7 separate regions of the Homo sapiens genome follow, and regions 1, 2, 4, 5, 6 and 7 are each linked to region 3. Evidence: chromatin contacts called from ENCODE Hi-C or POLR2A ChIA-PET data. All regions are on one chromosome and are shown on one strand. The core of a region is the stretch at or near the end of the contact, and the rest is flanking DNA. Distances in the headings are between cores, read along the strand shown.

The links. A loop is a pair of places that touch in the nucleus more often than their neighbours do. ChIA-PET counts read pairs that join two places held with the same protein, here RNA polymerase II (POLR2A). Pooled maps may share reads with other maps.
Region 1: a pooled map shows a loop between it and region 3 (5-fold over the local background). The contact joins the enhancer-like site here to the promoter of CNTROB in region 3. A Hi-C loop is called at or near these places in 4 of 50 pooled maps. POLR2A ChIA-PET finds 5 or more read pairs at or near these places in 2 of 52 experiments (T-cell and activated CD4-positive, alpha-beta T cell).
Region 2: a map of CD8-positive, alpha-beta T cell shows a loop between it and region 3 (6-fold over the local background). The contact joins the promoter of NDEL1 here to the promoter of CNTROB in region 3. A Hi-C loop is called at or near these places in 2 of 168 maps with a recorded cell type or tissue (CD8-positive, alpha-beta T cell and naive thymus-derived CD4-positive, alpha-beta T cell) and 10 of 50 pooled maps. POLR2A ChIA-PET finds 5 or more read pairs at or near these places in 2 of 52 experiments (PC-9 and activated CD4-positive, alpha-beta T cell).
Region 4: a pooled map shows a loop between it and region 3 (4-fold over the local background). The contact joins the promoter of KRABD2 here to the promoter of CNTROB in region 3. A Hi-C loop is called at or near these places in 4 of 168 maps with a recorded cell type or tissue (B cell, CD4-positive, alpha-beta memory T cell, CD8-positive, alpha-beta T cell and 1 more), 1 of 37 single-sample maps with no recorded cell type and 11 of 50 pooled maps.
Region 5: a loop to region 3 is called in a map of naive thymus-derived CD4-positive, alpha-beta T cell, with 6 times the contacts of the local background. The contact joins the promoter of POLR2A here to the promoter of CNTROB in region 3. A Hi-C loop is called at or near these places in 1 of 168 maps with a recorded cell type or tissue (naive thymus-derived CD4-positive, alpha-beta T cell), 3 of 37 single-sample maps with no recorded cell type and 9 of 50 pooled maps. POLR2A ChIA-PET finds 5 or more read pairs at or near these places in 1 of 52 experiments (activated CD4-positive, alpha-beta T cell).
Region 6: a pooled map shows a loop between it and region 3 (6-fold over the local background). The contact joins the promoter of SENP3 here to the promoter of CNTROB in region 3. A Hi-C loop is called at or near these places in 1 of 37 single-sample maps with no recorded cell type and 9 of 50 pooled maps. POLR2A ChIA-PET finds 5 or more read pairs at or near these places in 6 of 52 experiments (A673, Caco-2, GM12878 and 3 more).
Region 7: a map of CD4-positive, alpha-beta memory T cell shows a loop between it and region 3 (7-fold over the local background). The contact joins the promoter of RANGRF here to the promoter of CNTROB in region 3. A Hi-C loop is called at or near these places in 2 of 168 maps with a recorded cell type or tissue (CD4-positive, alpha-beta memory T cell and ovary), 1 of 37 single-sample maps with no recorded cell type and 10 of 50 pooled maps. POLR2A ChIA-PET finds 5 or more read pairs at or near these places in 2 of 52 experiments (MCF 10A and PC-9).

Annotation. Positions count from the first base shown.
Region 1 is chr17:7,453,861-7,457,636 of GRCh38, reverse strand. It overlaps CHRNB1 (cholinergic receptor nicotinic beta 1 subunit), which reads right to left. Exons shown (of 11, transcript NM_000747.3): 8 at 3,117-3,340; 9 at 2,181-2,353; 10 at 1,696-1,843; 11 at 1-1,054. The coding sequence ends at 914. Among named protein-coding and RNA genes, the nearest start is that of CHRNB1, 11 kb to the right of the region's middle. RefSeq lists enhancers at 1,598-1,757, 1,838-1,917, 1,445-1,946. Within about 2 kb of position 1,661, at least 33 of the 41 ENCODE cell types and tissues checked have a DNase peak (open chromatin) inside an H3K27ac peak, as active enhancers do.
Region 2 is chr17:8,433,774-8,437,135 of GRCh38, reverse strand. NDEL1 (nudE neurodevelopment protein 1 like 1) reads right to left here and starts at 1,252. Exons shown (of 9, transcript NM_030808.5): 1 at 1,091-1,252. RefSeq lists silencers at 699-938, 979-1,178, 1,279-1,448.
Region 3 is chr17:7,930,861-7,934,263 of GRCh38, reverse strand. CNTROB (centrobin, centriole duplication and spindle assembly protein) reads right to left here and starts at 2,058. Exons shown (of 19, transcript NM_053051.5): 1 at 915-2,058; 2 at 42-126. The coding sequence starts at 1,184. It overlaps TRAPPC1 (trafficking protein particle complex subunit 1), which reads left to right and starts at 2,318. Exons shown (of 4, transcript NM_021210.5): 1 at 2,318-2,533; 2 at 2,688-2,758; 3 at 3,115-3,253. The coding sequence starts at 2,435. RefSeq lists a silencer at 1,010-1,187 and enhancers at 1,115-1,244, 1,375-1,664, 1,695-1,754, 1,975-2,024, 2,365-2,604.
Region 4 is chr17:8,375,338-8,378,960 of GRCh38, reverse strand. KRABD2 (KRAB domain containing 2) reads left to right here and starts at 2,257. Exons shown (of 2, transcript NM_001304947.3): 1 at 2,257-3,061. RPL26 (ribosomal protein L26) reads left to right here. Exons shown (of 4, transcript NM_000987.5): 4 at 1,269-1,445. The coding sequence ends at 1,397. RefSeq lists a silencer at 2,123-2,322 and an enhancer at 2,067-2,618.
Region 5 is chr17:7,482,674-7,486,268 of GRCh38, reverse strand. POLR2A (RNA polymerase II subunit A) reads right to left here and starts at 1,903. Exons shown (of 30, transcript NM_000937.5): 1 at 1,412-1,903. The coding sequence starts at 1,504. SLC35G6 (solute carrier family 35 member G6) reads right to left here. Exons shown (of 2, transcript NM_001102614.2): 2 at 2,773-3,595. The coding sequence ends at 3,268. It also overlaps a transcript of ZBTB4 not described here. RefSeq lists a silencer at 1,265-1,584 and enhancers at 703-1,696, 2,395-2,464, 2,555-2,604, 1,697-2,691, 2,695-2,964.
Region 6 is chr17:7,559,858-7,563,208 of GRCh38, reverse strand. SENP3 (SUMO specific peptidase 3) reads right to left here and starts at 1,290. Exons shown (of 11, transcript NM_015670.6): 1 at 946-1,290; 2 at 1-143. The coding sequence starts at 132. TNFSF12-TNFSF13 (TNFSF12-TNFSF13 readthrough) reads right to left here. Exons shown (of 11, transcript NM_172089.4): 8 at 3,316-3,351; 9 at 3,042-3,160; 10 at 2,721-2,859; 11 at 1,608-2,485. The coding sequence ends at 2,376. TNFSF13 (TNF superfamily member 13) reads right to left here. Exons shown (of 6, transcript NM_003808.4): 3 at 3,316-3,351; 4 at 3,042-3,160; 5 at 2,721-2,859; 6 at 1,608-2,485. The coding sequence ends at 2,376. It overlaps SENP3-EIF4A1 (SENP3-EIF4A1 readthrough (NMD candidate)), which reads right to left and starts at 1,217. Exons shown (of 22, transcript NR_037926.1): 1 at 946-1,217; 2 at 1-143. RefSeq lists enhancers at 1-520, 1,787-2,036 and a silencer at 1,147-1,226.
Region 7 is chr17:8,286,990-8,290,339 of GRCh38, reverse strand. It overlaps RANGRF (RAN guanine nucleotide release factor), which reads right to left and starts at 1,670. Exons shown (of 5, transcript NM_016492.5): 1 at 1,475-1,670; 2 at 1,268-1,384; 3 at 926-1,082; 4 at 752-837; 5 at 253-527. The coding sequence starts at 1,551. The coding sequence ends at 404. SLC25A35 (solute carrier family 25 member 35) reads left to right here. Exons shown (of 5, transcript NM_001320870.2): 5 at 1-279. RefSeq lists enhancers at 948-1,017, 1,298-1,417, 1,778-2,007 and a silencer at 1,168-1,217.

The DNA of each region.
Region 1 (3,776 bases), core at 412-2,911, 480 kb after region 3:
GAAAACGACCACAAGACCCAACATGCAAACAATAAGCACTACTTTATTTCTATTTTTATTTTTTTAGAGACAGGGTCTCACTATGTTGCCCAGGCTGGTCTCAAACTGTGGGTTTCAAGTAATCCTCCCACCTCAGCCTCCTAAGTCACTGGGATTACTGGCCTGAGCGACCATGCCCAGCTTATAAACATTATTAATTGCTGTATTTACTTCCGGAAATTTCTTTCCCCTATTCAACAAATGTTAAGCACTTACTATAGGTCAGCACCTGTGCGTGGCACTGGGCATGCTGCAGTGAACAAGACACTTTTTTTTTTTTGAGATGGAGTTTCGCTCTTGTTGCCCAGGCTGGAGTGCAATGGCGTGATCTTGACTCACTGCAACCTCTGCCTCCCGGGTTCGAGTGATTCTCCTGCCTCAGCCTCCCTAGTAGCTGGGATTACAGGCATGTACCACCACACCTGGCTAATTTTGTATTTTTAGTAGAGACAGGGTTTCTCCATGTTGGTCGGGCTGGTCTCAAACTCCCGACCTCAGGTGATCCGCCCGCCTTGGCCTCCCAAAGTGCTGGGATTACAGGCGTGAGCCACCGCGCCCGGCCAAGTCACATTTCTTGACCTCATAAGGCTTATAATCTAGTTCCTGTTCTGTGTTCTATTTCACTGGCGACCTAGGTGTTGATACCCAAAAGAGCTTCTTCAAGATCCCAAAGAGTAAATCAGATGATACTGCATTTCAGGTGGGTCCAAGACACCTGCCTACCCAGCCCTCAGTCCAATGCAGTCCCCAGAAACGAAATAAGAGGCCCAGATTCCTCGTGAAGGAGTTAAGAGGCAGAGAAGGATAGGGCTTGACAGTATCACCAAACTCTCACTTCAACTGGCAGGGGGCCTGGGTCTCAACCCTCCAGTCTTCAAGGAAAGGGGTCTGGAGGGGGCAAGTGGTACGTGGCGTCCAGGAAGATGACTAGGGTCCCAACGCTGGTGAAGATGATGAAAGTCCACAGGAAGAGGCGGTCCACTACCATGGCCACAAACTGCCAGTCCTCCTTCAGCTGTGGGTAGGCAAAGGAAACTTCCTGAGCTCTGGGCCCAGACCCCCAGGGAAACCCCCCCATTTCCCCGCCCGCTACCCGCTTGAGTCCTCCTACCACTGGTTTGAGGCAACAGCCGGCAGCGCCAACAGGAGAGCGAGACTGCAGGCAATGCATGGGCATAAAGAACCAGTAGGTAAGCAGGGGGTGGGACCAAATGAGGGAGAGGTCCAATCAGAAACGAAAGCGAGGCCGGGCGCGGTGGCTCACGCCTGTAATCCCAGCACTTTGGGAGGCCGAAGCGAGCGGATCACCTGAGGTCAGGAGTTTCAGACCAGCCTGGCCAACATGGTGAAGCCACGTCTCTACTAAAAATACAAAAATTAGCCAGGCGTGGTGGCGCGCCCCTGTCGTCCCAGCTACTCGGCAGGCTGAGGCAGGACAATCGCTTGAACCCGTAGGCGGAGGTTGCAGTGAGCCGAGATCGAGCCACTGCACTCCAGCCTGGGCGACAGAGCGAGACTCTGTCTCAAAAAAAAAAAAAAAAAAAAAAAGCCAAAAAAAAACCACACAAAAAAAACGAAAGCGAGTGCTGGTGCGGAATTTGGGGGTGGGGCCAAGGTCGCCTAGACCTGGCCTTGTTCCACCCCCGTTGGACATACCGCATCGTGGTCCTCCTGTTCCTGCAGCTGTCGAGCGATGTAGCTGATAGAGGAGACGACCTCCCGTAGCTCCGGAAGCAGGGCCACAGCCCGGTTTGGACCATCGATAAATCGCCGCAGATCAGGGGCAGACAGTTCAGGCTGGAACCTGGAAGAGGAGTGACTGGCCACGCCCAAACGCAAAGACAGCCAGTGCCGGCGACCCAGGCCCCGCTCCAGCTGCCTCCAACAACTTGCCAGTTCTCAAAACCCGAGAGCCCATCATGCTTTTCCCTCCAGCAGTGATCTCTCTAGCCTTGTGCAACTTCTTCCACCGCCTCTGTTTTAGTTCCCACCTCCCCTCAAAGTGAGCAGCAGGAGTACTACAACTCCCATGATGCTCAACCACAGCGTCTTCCGAGAGCATGGGCCGCTTCTTCCGCACACTCTTCTGGGAACTGTAGTTCTCCCTCTCCCTCTTATGTGGGTAACGGGCGTAGTCCTACCTATTGGGTTTGGGGAAGAGAAAATCACTTGGCGGCTTCCGGATGAAATATTCATCTGTTCCCCGACCCCAGCCACTTCCTGGAGAAGAACAGTGAGGGGGCTCCGGCATCAGGTCTCTCTCGGGTTTGGGCCTTTTTAGACGCAGGTACAGCGGAAGTTTGTGAATGAAGATCTGCAGAGTAGAAGAGGCGTATTGGTGGGGGCTTTCATGCTTTCAGACCAGAAGGGAAACAGCCAACCACCCCACTCCACATGCCCATTCCCGCGCGTGAGTATGTGCGTGCATATTCTTCCACAAACGAGCTACACAAGGAAATGCAGCCACACAGACCTAAGAGCTCTTTAGTGGGTTGGGCCTGTCGCGGTGGCTCACGCCTGTAATCGCAGCACTTTGGGAAGCCAAGGCAGGTGGATCACCTGAGGTCAGGAGTTCAAGACCAGCCTGGCCAACATGGTGAAACCCTCTCTCTACTAAAAATACAAAAATTAGCTGGGCGTGGTGGCGGGTGCCTGTAATCCCAGCTACTTGGGAGGCTCAGGCAGGAGAATCGCTGGAACCTGGGAGGTGAAGGTTGCAGTGAGCTGAGATTGTGCCATTGCACTCCAGCCTGGCCACAAGAACAAAACTCCATCTCAAAAAAAAAAAAAAAAAAAAAAAAAAGCTATTTAGTGGGTTGGGAGGTATCCCAACTGGAAAGAGAGGGCTTCCAATCTGATAGTACCTAACCCTAAGAATATTTCCCTGGGACCCGAGATGGGCAGTATTGATGAAGAGAGTATGGGATCTGTGAAATGATAATGATGGGGGCTAGCTTAACTGTGCAACATTTCAACACTCAACAAGCTTGGACACTTCAACACTCTGCCACATAGCTATAGTTCTCCCTATGGTCTGTAAAAGGAAAATTGGGGTTGGAGGAGGAGATCTTTCTTACCTGACGGACCCAAAGGGGCATTTGGTGGGTGTGGGGTGAGCGGTGGTGCAGGTTGAGAACCACGACACTAAGGATGACTGAGAAGGTGACGAGGACCATGGTAAACATGAGGTACTTGATAATAATGGGTACTGATAGTGAGGTCTCAGGTACTTTGTCAGCCAGCAGCAGCAGGAACACAGTAAGGGTCAGCAGGGCAAAGATTGAGAGCCCCATCTTCTCTCCTTGGAGGGCAGAGGGGAAGAGAGAAGGATTAGACTTGCCTGAAGGAAAGCTCTATGGCATAATCAGTGACCATGTTTCCAGGCCATTCAAAGACAGATTTCTACAGCCAGGCACAGTGGTTCACACCTGTAGTCCTGGCACTTTGGGAGGCCAAGGTGGGAGGATTGCTTGAGCCCAGGAGTTTCAGACCAGCCTGAGCAACATAGGGAGACCTCTTTTCTACAAAAACAAATTTGAGGCTGGGTCTTGCTCTGTCACCCAGGCTGGAGTGCAGTGGCATGATAATGGCTCATTGAAACCTCCACTTCCCAGGCTCAAGTGGTCTTCCCACCTCGGCCTCCTGAGTAGCTGGGACTACAGGTGCACGCCACCATGCCCAGCTAATTTTTGTACTTTTTGTAGAGACAGGATTTCACCATGTTACCCAGGCTGGTC
Region 2 (3,362 bases), core at 3-2,502, 500 kb before region 3:
CAAAGCAATTAACCAGCAACTCCTGAACAAGCTTCACAGGAAGATTTTTCTCATGACTGAGCAGCCGTTTTTATCCTAGGTGAGTTTTCTCAAAAATAATTGAGTAAGTAATCTACCAGCTTCTGGCATATCTTTGGCAAGTCACATTTTCTGCCTTGTTTTGTAGCTGAGAAGGGTATAAAAATCCCACGAAAAGAAACCAGAACTCCGAGCCTAGAAATGTAAATTATGATCCAAGCTAAACCACTCACCAGTTGGTTGAACCTAAGTATAAATAATTACCCCCATCCCAGCTCCATTTACCCATCGAAATGGCGATAACATAATCAGTTGCAACCACAAGGTGATGCGGTTAGAAAAAGATAGGAAGAAGAGTGCTCTGAAACGTGTAAAGGTGCTACGTAAATAGAAGGTAATAATCAGTGGTGACAGAACTCTCACCTCCTTTGCAAAACTTAAAGGGTCATCTCATGGCTTACAGCAAGAAAAGAGTCGAGCACAAGTAACCCGAGCCCGTTGGTGACACTTTGCCGAACTCCAGGGGGAGGATGATTAGCAGTTCCGGGCGGGAGTCAGGAGAATGCCAATCCGAGCCCAACGTGGGCTGCTCGCGCTCTCGCCCCCCATGGGAGAGAGGCACTGAGAGATCAAAATGCAACCCCGCTCCAAGCCACCCTCGCAAATGAAGGAATTTCGAAGAGGGGGTAGGAGGAGGCGGGCTGGGCGCGCCGCTGCCACCTCCGACTGGGCCACTCCTTGCGCCGCCAGCGCCCCAGCCCACGGTGCCACGTCCCGGCCTCCGTCACCGCCAGCCCTCACCCTACCCGGAACGGGGCACATCTTCCGGAGGCCACCGGAATCGTTCCCTTGCAGGCGCCCCTGGGGGGCCACACATCGGACCAGGGAAGGGAGGGGACAGTTAGAGCGGTTGGAACAGTTGCCCCCAGGCTGGCCGCCCCGGAACCCGGCCCGGCCCGCCCCGGCGGAGCCTCAGACACGGCCCCGGGCCGGGAAGGCTCCCCAAGGGCAGGCCTCGGCGCCGCCGGCCCAGCGCAGCCCCTTAGGGAGCGGCCCCGCGCTGCAGGCTCACCTCCAATGTGTCAAAAGCGCATGTTCGCCGCCGCTCAACCGACGTCTCCCCTCCGCCGGCCCGGCCAGGCCCGCCCAGCCGCTCGGCTCAGCTCCCCTACGCAGCCCCGAGCTCCACTCAGCGTACCTCCGCGCCCGGCTCCTCCCCGACACGTCAGGGACTGCCTGGGTGTCCGAGGCCATTCTGTGACGCACGGGGGCGGGGCTCGGAGCATGCGCGGCAGCGCACGGGTATGCGGGGCGGGGTGGGGCGGGGCTGGTGTCACAGGGGGCGGGCCAGAGCCCGGCGCGCTGACGCCAAGCTGACGGCGTCCTCTTGCGCAGGCGTCCTCTTGCGCAGGCGCTCCTGGACTCTGCGACCGGCTGGTTTTGGCTTGTGCAGTTCCCTGAAACTGCTATTCGGGAGAGTGGTGCCAAGACGGATGGGAACCTGCCTTCAGTTTTCTGGCCACCAAGGCCCTTCAAGTGTCCATGTGTCTGTGTTCCCGTTTATAAAATGAATCTCGGCTCATAGTTCACCTCCGAGTCCATTCCCCCTGCTCGAACACCCAATGGAACATCAGGAGCATTCTAAGCATCACTCTCACAAAGCTCTGTGTTGTTTTTACAGAACTTCCACTGTTTACATTTTGTATTTGTTCTCATCTTCCTCCAGTAGAATTCTAAGTTCTATGAGAGCTAGAACCTCTTATGCCTTGCTCATCCCAACAGATAACTTGGTTCTAGGCAAAGTGGACGCTCAAATATTTGATGAATGAATGAATGGATTCGTTGGCACAAAGGGGATTTTATATTTGCCCATTTATATATTGTATATATCTGAGCATATATTCATTTTTGTATACATGCGTGTACGTGTGTGTATGGGTGTGACTTTCTCCCCTCCAGGTCCCCCAAGAAATGGAGTCCTATGTGTATATATATACCTCTTACAATCCATCTTGGTTTTTGTTTGTTTGTTTGTTTGTTTGTTTTTGAGACGGAGTTTCGCTCTTGTTGCCCAGGCTGGAGTGCAGTGGCGCGATCTCGGCTCACTGCAACCTCCGCCTCCCAGGTTTAAGCAATTCTCCTGCCTCAGCCTCCCTAGTAGCTGGGATTACAGGCGCCTGCCACCACGCCCGACTAATTTTTGTATTTTTAGTAGAGACGGGGTTTCACCATGTTGGCCAGGCTGGTCTCGAACTCCTGACCTCGTGATCCGCCCGCCTCGGCCTCCCAAAGTGCTGGGATTACAGGCGTGAGACACAGCGCCCGGCCCCATCTTGCATTATTAATGTTTATATATTTTTAGTACGTAAACACACACGTGTATGTGTGTGTGCGCGCGTGTGTATTCCCTAGCGGACTTGGAAGCAAGCTGGAGACGATACTAGCCCAAAAAGGAGGGAAAGAGGGATAGGCAACTTACATAGGGAGTGGAAACTTAAAGGAAGAGATACATTTTAAAAACAATTTTAAGAACTTTTGCTGTATAATGTACAAGGTAATCCTTTCCTTTAGGAGATGGGGTCTACTGTGTTGCCCAGGCTGGTCAAGAACTCCTGACTTCGGCCAGGCGCTGCAGCACTTTGGGAAGCCGAGGCGGGCAAATCACCTGAGGCCAGGACTTCGAGACCAGCCTGGCCAACATGGTGAAACCCTGTCTCTACTAAAAGTACAAAAATTAGCCAGGCATGATGGTGGGCACCTGTAATCCTAGCTACTCCGGAGGCTGAGGCAGGAGAATCGCTCGAACCCGGGAGGCGGAGGTTGCAGTGAGCACCACTGCACTCTAACCTGGGCGACAGAGTGAGACTCCGTCTAAAAACAAACAAAACAAAACAAAAAAGAACTCCTGACTTCAGGCAATCTTCCCACCTCAGCCCCCCACAAAGTCCTGGGATTACAGGCACCAGCCTCCATGCGGCACGCAATGTAATCCTTTCCAATTTCAGTGCTTTTAGGATTGGATTTGTGGGTGTGAACACAAAAATAATGTGTAAGACATGCCTCAAGGTGAAAACAAAGTGAGCCTAGGAGGCCCAGTTTATATTTTTGAGGGCGATGGACATAAACAGGAACAATGCAAGATGGATTGTAAGAGGTACCCAAATCAATAAAGATCAGAGAAGGGATTAATGGGGTTTGTGGGAAAGGTAACATATTACATATGCCTATTATGAATAATATTATGAATAATATGCATATTATGAAAAAACTATGCATGGATTTCCAATTTTTTTTTTGCACAGGGCCAAGCATGGTGGCCCATACCTGTAATCCCAGCACTCTGG
Region 3 (3,403 bases), core at 809-3,308:
CTAGGTTCTCCTTCATAGTTCTAGGGAAGGGGCTTACTCACGATAGGCTGTATCACGTGAGGTTTGGAGCATGGTCTGGAGCTGACCCCGAACACTTTCCATCTCAAAGATATGCTTAGAACCATCCTGGAAAAAAGCCACATGGAAATCAGATGCAGTCTGTGTTATCTATCTCCTACCTATTGCCAGGGTAGAATTTTCACTCCAGCACTTTGGAAAACAAGAAAAACCAAACGGATCCAATAAGGGATGTCCTAAACTTGAATCAGAAATTCAAATACTACAGAAGCCAGAAAGAGAGTGTAAATAAAATAATCGAGGAGGTATAAGACAAGAGTTGCGGAGATTCTTGCCGATTCAAGAACAAATGTAAGGACTGTATGGCTTATGGCTATCATTTTCAAACTCTGGAAGACCTAACCAGTCTGCAAATTGACTCTGACACCTTTTCTATACAATACTAATAACTATCTTCTCTGTAACATGTTGTAGTTGACTAAGCTATGTCTTAATGATGTACATGCCAAAGTTGGAACCATACTATCAACATAGTGTTGAGCTGGAAGGATCGGAGCTGCTATCCTAAGTCCCTAGCTCCCTCTTGGGATCAAGAAACCTTACCCATTCCCAGTGCACGGGAAATAGCTCACCAACCTACCCCATAGGTTTGCTCTATCTACTCGGAGCAGAGATGTCTCTCACAAAAAAACACTGGGAAGTTTCATAATTTTCAAATTATGGTGTCCCAGGTCACTCCCTCCCTTATAAGCATGGCTGCCTATGCAGTTAAAAGGAATATGAAATCCAACAGGAAGAGTTCAAATCTCATCAAAGCTTTTTATTTTTACCAACCCCAATCCCAAGACTCTCTGGTGTCTAGTGCCACAGTGGTCTCCAAGACACACTTCCCTCACCTTTTTCTTCAAGTTCTTTTCCAATCCGACTGACAAGCTTCGACTCAATTCTTGGGCGAAGCCGTCTAACCCTTCATGAGGCGGGGAGGTGGAGGGTAAATACAGCTGGGCTCGGGCCGTGGCCTCCGCCTGCCGGCTGAGGCGCAAAGAAGCATAGAGCTGGGAGGTCACTTCAGACGACACTTGGTTGAGCCCAGGGGGTTCTGATGAATCACTCAGGAGATCCTCCGCCCCGAGGGGTGAACTGGGGCTGTCAGCTGATGTTGCCATGAATACAGGGAAGAGACAACCGGAGACAGCAAAGAGCTGGGAGGTTCTGCTTTAGCAAAGTCCAGGAGGAAAAGTTCACGGAGAAAGACTTGGGAGAAGGGAGGAAGACTCCACGCCAAGGATCCTTGGTGAATTAAGGATATCGAGGCTTTCTGGTTAGAGGAAAGGTTTCCACCAGTTCCAGGGGCCATGGGAGTGGGCAAAAGCATCCCTTTCCCCAGCTCCTGGGAACAGCGTTAAGAGGGTGCAGCGCAGAGCGGGTGCGGACAGAAGACCTACTGTGGGACAACAGCGCTGCTGAAGCTCCTCTTCCCGACTACGAGTGCTGGAAGCTGCAGATCAACTCCGGCACAGGCTATCCCCGGTCAACTGAGCTCTTAAGTTCTCACACCCAAAACGTCCCAACGGAAACGGACCCAAATCCACTAGGAGCCCAATTTCTGTCCCCCTGCCCTACTAGTCCCTCAATTGGTTCCAGTCTCAAGAGAGGGCGGAACCTCACGCTCCCCCATCCCTTCACCCGTTCTACCCAGGGTCAGCTCCAGCTCCCTTGTACTTTCCCTTCGACCCCTCCTGGCAAGAAAGCCATAGCGAGCTTCCTTGTTCCCTAGAATCTCTCCCTCCCGACCACCCCAAAAGAAACCTTGTGAACCCTCAGTCACGCCCTAAGTCGTCCCTAAGAAGCACGCCGCCCTCAAGCCTAGCCCGAGATCCTCTGCCCCGACGACCACCTGGTTCCGCCTACTCTCCACCCTTCCAGTCCTCAGTCCCCAATTTGCCAAAGTGGGGGGCAAGCGATTGACCTCCTCCCCTGAGATCCCCCTCTCACGCCTCCCCCTACGCTCAAAACCGTTGGCAGCCTCCCGCCCACTGTCCACGGCTCCGCCTCTCTCGCCTCGATGACGTCACCCGCCCGCGAGACCACGCTCGCAGACACTCACATCACTTCTGTATCCCGAGCGCCTGGCCGCGCGTGCGCGGCTCCGGTGGCCACAGATTGGCTGAGGGAGGGAGGCGGAGTCTGACAAGCAGCACTGGAGCGGAGTTAATGCCCAGCCGCGGCCGAGCGAGAACCCCCCTAAGGGGCGGAGCTCCGTGGAAACCGGAAGTAACTCTTGACGGGCACTCGGAGCAGTTCCGGTGAGTCCGTGGGTGGGGTCCCCACCTGGTTGGAAGGCTGTGGGTCCGGGAACCCGAGCCCAAGGAGTGGGGGCGGCCCCGGAGCGAGGCTCACACTCCCTGCCCTGCAGATGACTGTCCACAACCTGTACCTGTTTGACCGGAATGGAGTGTGTCTGCACTACAGCGAATGGCACCGCAAGAAGCAAGCAGGGATTCCCAAGGAGGAGGTGACGAGAGGGCCCCGGTGCAGCCCGGGCGACCTCTCATCTCCAAACACCTATAGTCCCAACCCAGCCCCTCCTCTCCAAACCCCAGCTCGTTCCCACCCCCCACCCCATCTCCCGCATCAACCGAGAGCTAACTCTGCCCCTCTCCCTCCAGGAGTATAAGCTGATGTACGGGATGCTCTTCTCTATCCGCTCGTTTGTCAGCAAGATGTCCCCGCTAGACATGTACGCGGAGTCAGAGAAGATGTTGGGAGGAGGGCTAGCCTTGGGAATTTGGGGATGGGGGAAACTTTCTGAAGTGGAAGGAGCATTGGCCTCCAGAGGGGGGAAAGGGTACTTAAGAGAGGCTGAGTCCGGAGCGAGAGTGCTGGAGCTGGCAGGAGTGGGGGTGGGGAGGGTCTGAAAGTAGAGAAGTTGGTGGGGGCTAAATTGAGGGGTGACGATGGGCGATGTCTTTACTCAACCAGGCTTCTACAAAGGATATGTTTAGATAAAGAGGGAGTCGATGTTTGCGGGGATCAGAAGTGTCTCTTTGGGAGAGATTCTGCTCCCATTCTTTAACACCCTCCTCATCTCTGCAGGAAGGATGGCTTCCTGGCCTTCCAAACTAGCCGTTACAAACTCCATTACTACGAGACGCCCACTGGGATCAAAGTTGTCATGAATACTGACTTGGGCGTGGGACCCATCCGAGATGTGCTGCACCACATCTACAGTGCGGTCAGTGCCAGCCCCAGGGACCCATCCCCCAGAGCTCTTCAGAACCCCAAGACTCCCTCATCTCCCCTGCCCCAATCCTACTATATGTTTGCTCAACTCAAGAGTTTTCTCAGGGGCCCTTAGGTTCTTAACTCCCACCACCACTTTCTC
Region 4 (3,623 bases), core at 1,008-3,507, 440 kb before region 3:
TTGAACCTTTCAACTTGCTGTTCTCTTCCAGATACCTGTGCATAGATAGATTGCTCACCACTTTAGGTCTCTGTTCAAATGTAGGGCTTTGCTTGATCACTCTAGAAAGCCCCTCGGCCTCCTCACACTTGCCTTCTTACTCTATCAAAGTGATGTAGATTCACTTGTAAATGTTTTCGGGCTCCCTATACTAGAATATGAGTTCAGTGACTGTGGAGATTTTTGTTTGGTCTGCATGCTGTATTTCCAGCACCTCTTTTCACCCTTTCCTCGCATTCATAAGACTAAAATTTATCATAATTTGGATGTCTTTTAGGATTGGAACTGTTGGAGTAAGATCGTATTGTCATCTTCTCACTAAAGATTTTGCAGGTGGAATTATGTGTGGATGCTACCTTTAATTTCTAGCATTAAAATTCTGAAGTTACTTTATTATTTTTCTGTTTGGGGGTGGGGTTTTTTTTGTTTTGGACAGAGTTTTGCTCTTGTCGCCCAGCCTGGAAGTGCAATGGTGCGATCTCAGCTCACTGCAACCTCTGCTTCCTGGGTTCAAGCGATTCTCCCGCAGTAGCCTCCTGAGTAGGCATTCACCACACCCTGCTGTTTTGTTACTTGTTTGTTTTTTGAGATGGAGTCTCGATTGATCGCCCAGGCTGGAGTGCAATAATAGCACCATCTCAGCTCACTGCAGCCTCCGCCCCCCCAGGGTTCCAGAGATTCTCCTGCCTCAGCCTCCCAGGTAGCTGGGATTACAGGCATGTGCCACCATACCCAGCTAATTTTTGTATTTTTAGTAGAGAAGGGGTTTCACCGTGTTGGCCAGACTGGTCTCAAACTCCTGACCTCAGGTGATCCGCCTGCCTCTGCCTCCCAAAGTGCTGGGATTGGGGGCATGAACCACCGCACCCAGCCTGAAGTTACTTTGGAAACAAATATATTTGTATATGACAGCTTGTAAAACTGTAGTGAGAAGAGCAGAATCATATATTTCTCAGTGAAAAAGAAACAAATCTTATAATGAAGCACAGAAGAGGCTTTAAGAATTACTGATACCATCTTGCCTTTTCTCCTTTGTTGGTAGGAAATTAGTAAATAAGCCAGGTTTGATGGCTAAAGAGTGATTTCTGGAGTTTTTTAAAAGTTAAAATCTTTTCTTATTAGGCATCCACCTACCCCAGGTTTGGGAAATGGTATTGAATGTTGGGCTTTCCCTTGTGTTTTAGTGATTATTTAAAGCTTGGGAGTGTTTTTTTCTTATTTTTCTGCAGGTGGTTATCACTAGGCTAAAACTGGACAAAGACCGCAAAAAGATCCTCGAACGGAAAGCCAAATCTCGCCAAGTAGGAAAGGAAAAGGGCAAATACAAGGAAGAAACCATTGAGAAGATGCAGGAATAAAGTAATCTTATATACAAGCTTTGATTAAAACTTGAAACAAAGAGCCTGTGTTTTGTGTGTGGTGATTTAGGACACTCCCTAGTTTTCAGTGGATCAGTCTCTTACCTCTGATTTGTTGGTCTAAAATTTTTCTGAAATCAGGACTGATGAGATTTTTTTTATAGTGGGCAGCAGCATTTGAGGATATATCAGAAGCTGGAGGGGTGTCATTGAGAAGAAGAAGGCCTACAAGAAAAGCTAGTTGGAAACACTTCCTCTTGAACCTGTCTTTTAACTTGCTTACTATGGATAGGTTGCTATATGGACAGGCTATATTTTTTACCTTACTGCGTAAAAGTTTGTATTGCCATTGGATAGGAAGTCTTGCTTTCAATAGGATAAGAAGCTTCTGTGACTTTATAGCTTCTAGATGACTTCTTCAAGCTGTTCCTCCAGATTGAGAGGTCTCGGGTTCAGGTTATCTGATAGACCCATGGGCCCCCTTTACCTTGTTTTCTGCACAAGTGCTGGATGAGTGCCATCAAACCAAAACCTAACACGTCTTTGAGTTAAAATATAAACTAAACTGCAGCTTCGTCAGGATGAAGTGAAAAGGTGTGAGGTGGCAGCAGTGTGTGTGCTCCTGCCGTTCCTCATTTTAAGCATCTAAACAGGACACCTGAAGCCCGTTTACTTTCCAGGCTGGAGACTTGGCAACAACGTGGGAATGGGGAACGGGCCCGAGTTAAGTCACTGGCTTAGCCAAGGTCACAGCTGGCATCTGGGTGAACAGCGCTGCACGGTGTCCGCGGTGCCTCTAGGGGGCGGGGCTTCCGGCTGGCGCTGACCGGCTTCCGGCGGAGCGGGCGGGAGGTGGGGCGGAGTTGCTGCTCGGGGGCCTCTGGGTGGAGGGGGATTCAGACGCCGCGTCTGGTGTGTCCCTTTCTCCTTCCTGACCTTCCTCAGTCTGCAGCTCTTTTCTCCACCGCGCGCCCGCCTCAGCCGTTCAGCCCTGAGCTGGCGGGTGGACGGGCATGGATCCAGGCGGTGGGAGCAGTCTGCGAAGTCAGGGTAGGAAGGCTACACAAAGGAGGCGACATCCCAGCCCGGTCCTCAGGAATAAGCGGGCGTGCCCGTGTGGTGTGGACGGTGAGGGGACACTGTATTAAGTGCCTTATCTGCATTATCATTGAATCTTCATAGCAATCGATTGTGATGGGTACTGGTCATCTCCCCGGGTTGTAGATGAGGAAACTGAGGCCTCAGTAACTTTGCTTTAGTCAGTAAATGATAAGAGTCAGCAAATGAATTCCCAAGCGTAGACTCGGCCGTACCGCTGCTCTACCTTGCTAATAACGACCTACCTGTAAGCGACATTTTTGACAAAATGTCCTTTAAACATCTTTTGTGCTCAGCTCTGTATTCGTGGGCCCTCCAAAGGGGGTACAGGCAGGTAGAAGCCTCCGTCCCTACCTTATAGGTTGTATATATCTGAACTGGTCGACTAAAGATGCAAAGCGAAGTGCTCCAGTGAGTGTGGTACAGGTTGTTGAGATGAAGGAGAGATGGCAATCAGCTAAAGTTACTGAATACGTCAGGAAGGAGGCTGGTTTCAGCTGGCTGTGATTGGGAGGATCAATGCGAGGACATTCCGAGTCGGAAACAGCCAAGGCGAAGACTCACAGGTGGGTGAAGGGAGTAAACATGGCTTTGGAAATATTTCCAGTTTTCTCTGACCAACTCGTTTATCACCTAGCCGTCACATAGATCACACCAAGAAGCTGATTGATTTACGGTCACATTTCTTTCATGTTGCTTTGGAAAAGATACTGAAGCCTCGGGCAACATAATGAGACCCCGTCTCTACAAAAAAAAAAAAAAAAGAAAGAAAAGAAAAAATTAGCTGGGTCTGGTGACGCATGCCTGTAGTCCCAGCTACTTGGGAGGCTGCGGTAGGAGGATGCCTTGACCCTGGGAGCCGTGATCATGCCACTGTACTCTAGCCTGGGTGACAAAGTGAGACCCTACCCTCTCAAAAAAAAAAAAAATGAAAGAAAAAAGATATTGAAAGCTTAGAAATGTGCAGGAGTGGGCAAGTAAGATGAATAGGTTAGTAGGTCCCGACGTCCTGGGCTGCGTGCAGCCCACAGGCCACAGGTTGGACAAGCTTGATCCAAAGGAAGATGCCGCCTCTCCATCACAGCCAGTTATTGCCAGGCAGCAATGCCGCCAGTGCAGCCAGAATGT
Region 5 (3,595 bases), core at 654-3,153, 450 kb after region 3:
TCTGGTCTCTCCTCCTCTCGCATCAGTTCTTCATAGAGCAACTACAGCAGTAGTTTTTTCAAATGTGCTGTCACTCTGTTTATAATTGTCAACGACTACCTACTGAAAATGGAATTAAGTCCTGACTCCTTACCATAATATACAATATCCCATGCTTCTCCAGCCTATTTCTGTAACACTCTTCTCTCATCCACTAAACCTCAGCCACACCGGCCGCCTTTCACCCTGTAGGACAAGCCCAAGTTCATTTCTCCCTCAGGCCCTTTGCACTTGCTATTTCCTCTGCCGGAAAAGCTCTCGCCATCCAAACTATGGCTTCGACGACTGGCTGCCTCTCATCATTTGGGTAATGTCTTCTAAGATAGGCCTTCCCAGACCCTGACGCCATCCCATCTAAAGTAGCCCCACCTCGACGGGCGCGGTAGCTCACGCCTGTAATCCCAGCACTTTGAGAGGCCGAGGCGGGTGGATCACCTGAAGTCAGGAGTTCAGCCATTGCACTCTGGCCTGGGGAATAAGAGCGAAACTCCGTCTCAAAAAAAAAAAAAAAAAAAAAAAGACGGGGGAGAATCACCTCAGGGCAGGCGTTCGAGACCAGCCTGGCCAACATGGCAAAACCCCTCCTCTACTAAAAATACAAAAATTAGCGGGGCATGGTGGCGCATGCCTGTAATCCCAGCTACTCAGGAGGCTAAGGCAGGAGAATCGCTTGAACCCGGGAGGCGGAGATTGCAGTGAGCCGAGATCGTGCCATTGCACTCCAGCCTGGGCGACAGAGCAAGACTCCGTCTCAAAAAATAAAATAAAATAAAAATAAAAAAATAAAGTAGCCCCAGCTCAGTGACTCTCCATGGGATTACCCCTTTTCACTCTATTCGAGACAAATGCCATTAACTGAATTATCTCATTCATTCATTGTATTCATGTTTACTGCTTGCCCTTTCCCACAGACAGTGCTCTTGAAGGTAGGGTCCTGGTCTGTCGTGTTCACCTCTGTAACCCGAGTCTCCTGTGTCTTCAACAGAGCAGGTGCTCAGTTAACATTTGTATTACAGAAGAGGAGGAAGCTACCCGGGTTTGGCTTCTTAACCAAACTTGTAAAGACTCCCTAGGATTCGTCGGATCGCCTTTAACGTCGGTAACTCTGGAGTGTGAAATCAGTCATCCTTCTCTCCCTCCTTCTCACCCTCCAGCCAGCCCCCCATCTCGGACAAAGCGCTACGCCTGCTCAACTCTTTGCAAAATATAACTCTGGGAGGCCCGAGACTGGCGCCTACACGGCCTTGGCGCTGCTGAGCCATGCTCCTGGCCCGTCACCCATAAGCAGCGAGAAAGCGCCAAGTTTCCGCAGCCCCCGTCCGGCCCCGCCCGCCAGGGGAGGAGGGGGGAAGGGGAGGACAGAGCCGCTTACCAGTTCATCCGGACTCAGGACTCCGAACTGGACTCTCTTGATGGTGCGCAGCGGGCATGCGCTGTCCCCCGAGGGGGGGCCACCCCCGTGCATGGCGGAGGCAGGCGCGCTGCGCAGGCGCAAACCTCACTACAAAAAGCCTGCGCCGCCTCCGCCTAGGTGCTCAGACCTCGTCAGGGCGGCCACCGGGAAGGACCTCCCCGAGTTGGGAGGAAAAAGCCGGAGGAGGGGAAGGTGGGGGAGGGAAGGAGGCGGGGAAATAAGGAGCGAAAGGAGCCCTTCTTTCCCTTACCGGAAATTTTTCAGCTCCCAAAAAGGAAAAAAAAAGAAGGGAAAAGGAAAAGGTTTTTGGGGGAGGAAGAAGAAAAAGGGTAACGAATAAATAAGTAACCGGGTTCCTGAACGGCAGAGGTTACGGCAGTTTGTCTCTCCCCCTTCCGGGAGCCGCCTTCTTCTCCAACCGTCCCGGCCGCGCTCTCGGCGCTTCTGAGCAGCGAACTCGCTGAACGACGCTTCTTATAGATTCGCCCTCGCGTCCCCGCCCCTTCCTTTCCCGCCCTCCCTTGCGCTACGGGGCCGCCTGCGCAGGCCCGCAAGGGGTGCGAGCCAGAGTCGTGGGTAAACCCCCCGCTCGCTGGTTGGGCGACCTTTTGAAGTGACAGGGAGAGAAGAATTTTTTTCTTTAATCCCACCGCCTCTCCTCGCTGCTCCCTTTTGCACTGAGGCTTAAGGTTTGAAGACTCGAGGGTAAAATTGGGCCGCTTTCATTCTAGTTTGGACAACGGTTTCATCTTCAGCAAAAGCCTCTCATTCGTAGCCCCCCCCAGCTGGAAAATGGTCTGCTCTGCGAATCGGTAATGGCGGCGGGGCGGGGCGGGTCCTCCCGGGGAAGGGCGGTTGCTCATGAATATGCAGTTCTCTTGCTGAATATGCATGAACAAACCAAGATGGCAGGACCAGTGGCTTGTCCGGAAGTAGCCGATGTTTGTCAAACGGCCCCCGGAGACGGGTGGGCATCTCCTGGCCTGTAATGCCGCGCTGTACCGAGCCATGATCCTAGATCCATGGCCTGAGCCTCTCGAAGAGACTTCAGCTGGGAGGCCTGCTCTGGAAGGAGGGTGGCCACTGTCCGGGAGAGATCACGGGACCGCGACAATCCGAGAAAAGCAGATTAGCCATGGGGCGGGCCACGAAAGTCCTGGGGGATTTGGGGTCAAGGCATCTGAACATTAGGAAATCCTCCACTTTGTAGAATATTTCAGGAATAAAATGGGGGGCGGGGATCCCAAGGGGTTCTCCAATGAGAACGGTCGTAGGACTTTCCACTCTCCCTCCAAAGCAGAGACGACACCACTGCAAGCCACATTCAGAGTAATCCTTGTTTGATGTCAATGTCACGTCACCACCCCAAGGGGGGGGCACAAGCACGAGGAAAGGAAACCTTTGCCGTGAGGGGAGGGGTGGGGAGGCACGCTCCCCTCCCCCACCGCAGCTGCTGGCTCTGTCTTTGCCGGAACACTCCAGCCCCAATGCTCTTCTCTTTGCTGCTGAGTGAAGTCCTCCCCGTGGCCCACGGCCTCCCTGCCTCAGCCGTTTGGATCTGCTCCTCAGACTTTACCCCTTAGTTATGCCCTGATTCCAGGACCCAGCCTGGTCTCCACATCCCTTGGTCCCAGGCTGGCCCCAGGTCTTCCAGGTAGTCCCTCTCCACCAAGTCCCCAAGTCACCCTTGACTCTGAGAGGTATCCCTCTCCCACACCAGTTCTTTTCCAGTCACTTCTCCTCCCATGTTTGTCTTCAGTCTTTGCCTCTATTTATCCCTGTCCCTCCCAACCCCCGGGCTCCCAAGTTCTATCTCACTCCTCCACCTTCCCTTCCCTCTCACAGCTGAGGTTCCAGGCTGTGATGATGGCAATGCTGCCCAGCACAACCCCTGCCCCCACGATGTCAGAAGGTGCCACAGTCTCATGGAGCATATAATACTGCAGTATAAGGGCCACCACCACCTCGGAATGCAGGACAGCGCACACCAGGGCAGGGTGGGCCTTGGTGACCGCATAGCTCACACATGTGAAGGAGACCAAGGCGAGGATCCCCACTGCCCCCACACAACTCCAACTCGGGAGATCACTGGGCAACACGGGGGGCTGCAGCACAAAGAGGCCTGGCACAGAGCCCAGCAGC
Region 6 (3,351 bases), core at 41-2,540, 370 kb after region 3:
TGACTTGAGTCGGGGTTTGGGAGGTGGGGGCCAACGAAGACGCTCCCGCCTGGGACTTGAGTAAGCTGGGGGTATGCCGGGTCCAGGAGGCTCAGGCCCCCAGGACCCGGTCCCTTGTATAGTCTCTTTCATCTTCCAGTACCCTGAAAAACAAAAGATCAGGGTATCAAAATCTAAGCATCACCCCACCGCAGATCCTGCCTCTCTTCCTGGCCATGCCTCCTCTGGATTCAGATGCAAATAAAGAAAAGAGGAAAAAACGCAAAACTCCTAACTTAAGATCTTCCCGGTTAACGCGGTCCACAAGGGGCCCTTCAGGGTCTGTGCCATCATCTCTCCCCAGTCCAGAGACAAGGGAAAATGGCTAAGCAGCAGGCCTCAGAGATCTTATTTCTAAGATCACCAGGCCAAACCCAATAGCACTGCCAGGTTCTACGTCTTTATTTTAATACCACCAGGGCTGTCCTTTGAGGGCCCAACAAGGGCAGTTTCTTTCCTCAGGGACATGATAACCGTGGTACTTGAGGAGAATGCAACTTGCACGTGGAAACTGGACTGGAATGGGAGACAGTTCTCTAACACCCTGGATGAACGGGGGGCATGGGAAGGCTGCGGTCATCTCAAGTGCAGATGCCAGGGATATGGTTCAGGGGGCAGAGGCTGATAAACGGGGAAGAACTTTGAAGGAAACTTAAAGAGAACCGAATCAAGACGCTGGGACAGAACGGAGCGCACAAGCCAGGCCGGCCCAGCCCCCTCCTACTTCATCCTCGGGGACCAGAATGCAACCCGGCACCAGTCCGGTCCCACGAGCTTGGATGGCTCGGCGCACACGGGCCTTAAGAAGCCCCTATGCGGGCCTCTGGGCCCCGGTTCGGTGGGAGCGAGGCCCAGGAATGGGAGAGGCCAAGGCAGGGCTGGGGGGAGGGGAGGGGGCGTCCTCACCGGGAGCGGGGAAGCCGGGCGGACGGGCCCGAAGGCGGGCGTCTCCGGCCTCAAGCTTCCCGGCTCATCTCTCCGGCGACGGCGGCGGCCCCGCCACTCCTGCTGTCTTTAGGCGCAGCCGTCTCAATTCAGGATTCCAACGCTTCTGGGCCGCGTGCCGCGCCGCCGAGCACCCCGCCGCGCCGCCTCTGGCTCTGCTTCAGCTTCAGCTTCCACCTCCACCTCCACCTCCGCCACCGCCGCCACCAGCGCCACCGCCGCCGCCGCCACTCCTCCCCCCCTCCTCCTTCCCCTCCCGCGAGCCCCGGGCCCACCGGCAGCGGTGGCGCACGATTAGTACGTCACACCCGGCGAAGAGCGCCGGCGCGGCCACCAAGCGCGCGGTCCCGTCTACCCGAGGACGCCGGCGCCACGGGACTGGCCAGCCCAGAGCGCTACGCGAGGCTGCGCCTGCGCACATCCGCCGCCCGGCCGCGCGTGGCGGCCCCGCCACTTTCCCTTTTGCGCCGCGCTCTGTCTTCTCCGCGCTCGCGGGCCTGACCCTAGCGGCATCCCCAGTACCTTGATCCGGCGGGGGGCGCGCCACAGGAGAGCCAGGAGGGCGGGAGATCCCCGTACGAGGACCGGGCTGAGGCGAGGCAGTGGGGGAAATGGAGCCGGGGTATCATTCATTCTATTTTATTTAACTTTAAGCAGGGCTTGATCAGAAAGAAGAGCTCAGAGGAGTGAGGCAACACCAACACCAGGGCGTACGATACACCCGAGGCTCCTCCGACACCAGTTCCAGCCCGGAAGGGCTTGGAATGGCCTGCCACGCCGGGGCAATGGAGCGCGTGAAAGCCAAACCTTGGGACCCGAAGAGTAATTTGACTGCGAAGGCACCGTCATCGTCGGGCACCCCCTGTAGACGGGCGCATAATAGCTACATCTCTGGAGATAGTGATGGAAACTGGGGTCCGATAGATGGAGAGAAGGACGTAGGATAAGGCTTCTTGTGGGGTGAAGAGGCAGAGGGCACCTGGAGAGAGGTGTGGCATGGAGAACCAGGGGTTTTCCCTAGCAGAGGGCGGCTTCGTGGACTTCGGCCAACCGGCGGGTGCTTCCCTCGAGCGGCCGCTAGATGGTGGTGCTGTTCTGGATGCTTCCAGTGGGCCCCGACCAGGTCTGGACAATGCCTGGCGCCCGTCCCCCGCCCCTCATCTACACACACGCAAGAATTCGGAGCTCCATGGGGAACAGAAGCAAGATATCCGTAAAATCAAAGTCTAGGGGGTGGGAATGAAAAGGGAAAAGTGAGGAACGGGGAGCCAAACCCAGGAAGACGCCTCTGTTCCTGCACATTCCCTCTCCTTTATATACTCAGCTCTTGGCTGTCTCCAGTATGTACCCACCCTGGTCTTCCAAGCTGGGAGCCACTTTTTATAACACAATCACAGTTTCACAAACCCCAGGAAGGTTCCATGTGGAGAGAGGTTAAGTTTCGCCCTTGCCCGGGGAATTATGACACTCAGAATATCCCCTTGGTGTAAATGGAAGACACCTGAGAAAAGAGAGAAAGTAGATTCGCAGTGAAGCACAGCCATCCAGATGCCCTGTTTCCCCCTGCCTTCTCCAGCTCCACCGTTCCTCTGCCTCCTGTAAGGACCCGGCATTCTGCACTTCACTCCTCAGACCCGCCTCTGTTTAGGTTTCCAACCTCCCTCCTAGCGGTAGCTCCCTGCACTGCTACCCCCGGTCAGAGACGTCCTGCTTTCGGCTGCCCACACGGCTCTCACCTGCGCTATAGCAGCTGTTGTAGGCCCGGTCCGGGTGGGAGGGCATACTTCTTATACATCGGAATAGAGTCTCCTGCCTTCCTTGGCCTTCTCGAGACACCACCTGACCCATGGTGAAAGTCACGTCTTGAAACAGGACCTGGCAGGGAAGGGAGATGTTGAAGAAAACAGGATGGCCTGGCTCAGTTCTGGGAGGCCTCAGGAGCGCTAACGAGGGAAGAAAGAAGGGTCTGCTGGGTTTGGTATGAATAGAGGGGTCAGGAACCCTCAGTAGGGGGCCAAAGAGGCCCTCTGTGAAGCTCAGAGTGTGGCTGGGGTTACCTGGCTATACAGCAGATAAACTCCAGCATCCTGGATTCGGACACCATATCCTTGGGCCTGTAGGCCTCTCCCACGCCTAAGAGCTGGTTGCCACATCACCTCTGTCACATCGGAGTCATCTGGAGGTGAGAGTGTGTCGGTCAGGACTTCTTGGCACTCTCAGGTGCTTTTTGGTTCTTTCCCTTTCACCTATAAGGACCCCTTGAGCCCAAGTGCCAGCCCGAGTTCCTGGTTATTGCCCCTCCCCAAAGCCATTATTTAAAATAGTGCTCACCCTTGGAGGTGGCGTTAATGGGAACCAGGTGCAGGA
Region 7 (3,350 bases), core at 421-2,920, 360 kb before region 3:
TCCCTTCTTTCCTTGGGTGTTGCTTTAAACCTTCCCTACCCATTCCCTGGGTAACTCACACCCCTCTCTCAGGGCTGAACGAGTCATCCCAAAGTGTATTTCCTCCCACTCACCACTGCCACCCTTGAGTCCCTCCTGCTCCCATGCACAGTTTTAAACTCCTCCCTCCAAAACCAAAGGGAATCGAGAGACCCAATTCCCAGGCGTCTGGGACCCAGGTGTCCTGTTAGATTCAAAGGCACAGAGATTATATTGATTATAAAGCAAGTTTATTCTGAAGAGGGATTGTCTTATGTTTACGCACAGGGAAGAAATAAGAGGAAACCCTCTTTTCAACCTCTTTTCCCCCTCACAGAACCGAGTCCCCAAGTTCTCAGCAACATCATGCAGTGCTTCAGCGCCTTTACTGGGGACCAAAGATGTTAGGATCGTGAAGGGTCAGACTGGTCACCAGCTGTTCAAAGTCACCCAGGCTCCAGGGTGCAGGTGACAGATTTTCGGGGCCAAGAGATGACCTGTTGTCAGGGCTTGGGGTGGGGGAACAGATGGAGACAGAACATCATCCAGGCCTGAGGTTTGGAAATTGCCAATTCCTGTTCCCCAGAGGACCTGGGTATCAGTTACCCCAAACCTCTGGCCCACTCCTGCTTCCTTGGAGGATCCCACCAGTGAGTCTCCCTGTTCTGTCCCTCCCAGCCCGATTCTCCTGGGAACCCAGTCATGAGATACCCGCCCGTTCCTTCCTCCTTACGGGGGCTGATTGAAGGTAAGCAAGAGATCAGTCTGGTACTGGGGCAGCCTCAGCAAGGCCTGATGAAGTGTCACGTCCTTTGCTACCTAAGGGGATCAGAGTCAGGATGCTTACCTGGATCTCTGCGTCCCCGCTACCGCCCTTCCAGGACATTACACACTCTCGGGCCCTCACCTGCTGGTTTTCCTTAGCTATCTGCTGCTTGCCAGAGAGGACCCAGGCTTCTTGACAGCGGCCCCTCAGGGCCAGGTTCTCCAAACTGAGAGGCTGAACAGACTCCACATGGACAGCCCTAGCCCCCTGCACGCCACCAACATCCTCAAAGTGGTACCTGGAGTAGGGAAGCGGGGTCAGGAAGGGACATCTCTGGTCGCCTCCCCGGGAGCATCTTTAAGTTGCAGGCCTGGCTCCCGGCCCGTGCGTGGTCTCACCGCCCGGATTAACCGTCGGCCGCGGGCCCCGCCCACTGGTCCGACCCCGCCCCTGCCATTGGCCAGCCGGGGGCCATTCCCTCACCGCGCAGCCGCTTCGCCCCGTACGTGGGCCTGCAGCTCGAGAAGTTCCACTATCAGGCTCTGGTCCGTCACGGGATGGCAGAAAACTTCTTGATTGTCCGGGACCGGTCGGAGGTCGCTGGAGTGAGGCGAGGCAGACCCTGGTTGACCCCGGTCTCTTCCCACAACCCACCCAGTCAGCCGCCCCTGGGCGCCCCGGCCTTCTCACCTTACGTCAATGGCCCCCATGGGGAGGATGGCGGAAAAGGCGCCCCCGAACAGCGGGCAGTCTCTCGTGGGCTCCATGGGTCTGAGGCTGGGTTATGGGCATTAGAAAGGTTTAAAAGAAGTCCACATTGGGTCACGTGGCATCGGCTCCCTGGGTTTCGCAGCTGCCACCGCCACCCGGGTCTGGCTTAGCTCCCGGATCCTTTAAGATTTGGCTCCGCCCTGCGCTCTCGTTGGCCAATCGGCGCCAAGACCCTGGGGGCGGGGGTCAGCGGCTTTGCTCCGGAAGCCGCGCTCTTAGGAGTGCGCCTGGCGGGACGGTGGGGTCTGCCTTGGGGTTGGACTTAGGGTTAGGGTCTATGTCGCCCCCGGTGGTCACGAGCATGCTCCCGCCAGCCTCCTCTTGATTGATTGATTGATTGATTGATTGACAGGTCTCGCTGTGTCGCCCAGGCTGTAATGCAGTGGCGCGATCACCGCTCACTGCAGTCTCCACCTCCAGGACTCAAGTGATACTCCTGCCTCAGCCTCTTGAGTGGCTCCTGCTCCCGCCACCACGCCCGGCTAAATTTTTAATTACTTGTAGAAATGGGGCGGGGTGGGGAGTGTCTCCCAATCTTGCCCAGGCTGGCCTCAAACTCCTGGACTCAAGCGATCCTCCCGCCTCGGCTCCCTAAGTGCTGGAATTACAGGCGAGAGCCACAGCGCCTGGCCTCCTCGTCCTTTTCAAGTGGTCACACCTTCCAAGAAGGTCGCCTGAGACCCTCCTGAGGGGCAGGTGCTCGTCAAAGGGGCCCACGTCTAGGTAGGGTCTCTTGAGTCAGGAAAGCATAGTTTCACGGTGTTCTGGGCCTCTGAAAGAAGAATGGGCTGCCACCCAGACCGCTAATTCATAGATCTGCTGCTGGGAATTAGGGGAACAATGCGTCCAGGTTAGGATTCAGGTCTCACATCTTCCTGAAAGTGAGAGCCAACCTGGGTATTAGAAATCTAATTCCTCTCAAATATTTGCCTTGGGAATGCTCCCGGGCAGGTGCAACCCCACCCCCAGCTCCACACACCTGGACAGAAGCACAGATTAAACCCTCTTTTGTTTGTCTTTTACAGATTTGTTGTGTTCTTTAAGTTTTAACTTCACTATATCATTTCAGTTCATTTCTCTATTCATCTTTGATCCTCAGCACCCGGCACGGTGTTTAGAGCATAACAGACCTGATATATATTGGGTTTTTTTGTTTTGTTTTGTTTTTGAGATGGAGTTTCACTCTTGTTGCCCAGGCTGGAGTGCAATGGCATGATCTTGGCTCACTGCAACCTCCGCCTCCTGGGTTCAAGCTGTTCTCCTGCCCCAACCTCCCAAGTAGCTGGATTACAGGCATGCACCACCACACCCAGCTAATTTTGTATTTTTAGTAGAGATGGAGTTTCTCCATGTTGGTCAGGTGAGTCTCGAACTTCCGACCTCAGATGATCCGCCTGCCTTGGCCTCCCAAAGTGCTGGGATTATTACAGGCGTGAGCCAGCGTGCCCAGCCCAGACCTAATATATATTGTTAAGTGATTGAATAAACTCAATGCAAATGTCTGGAACCCAGGAGATCACCCATACCCTCATGGATTCTAGATGTCACCTACTTCCCAGCCAAGAATTGGGCAAGAGGACTCTGATCTTGAGGCCATTCCACAGGGTTCCAAGTGCTGACCATACCTCTGGACCCTAATGACTTAGTGAAATGAAGCCAAAGGGTACATATTTATTGGTCTCTTACCTTGCCAGGCCCTAATGTGAAGGGCTGGAGATACAAAGACATTTAGGACACAGCCCCCGATGCCTCACTGAAGGAACAGTGGAGCACACTTTGAGTCTTTTTTTGTTTT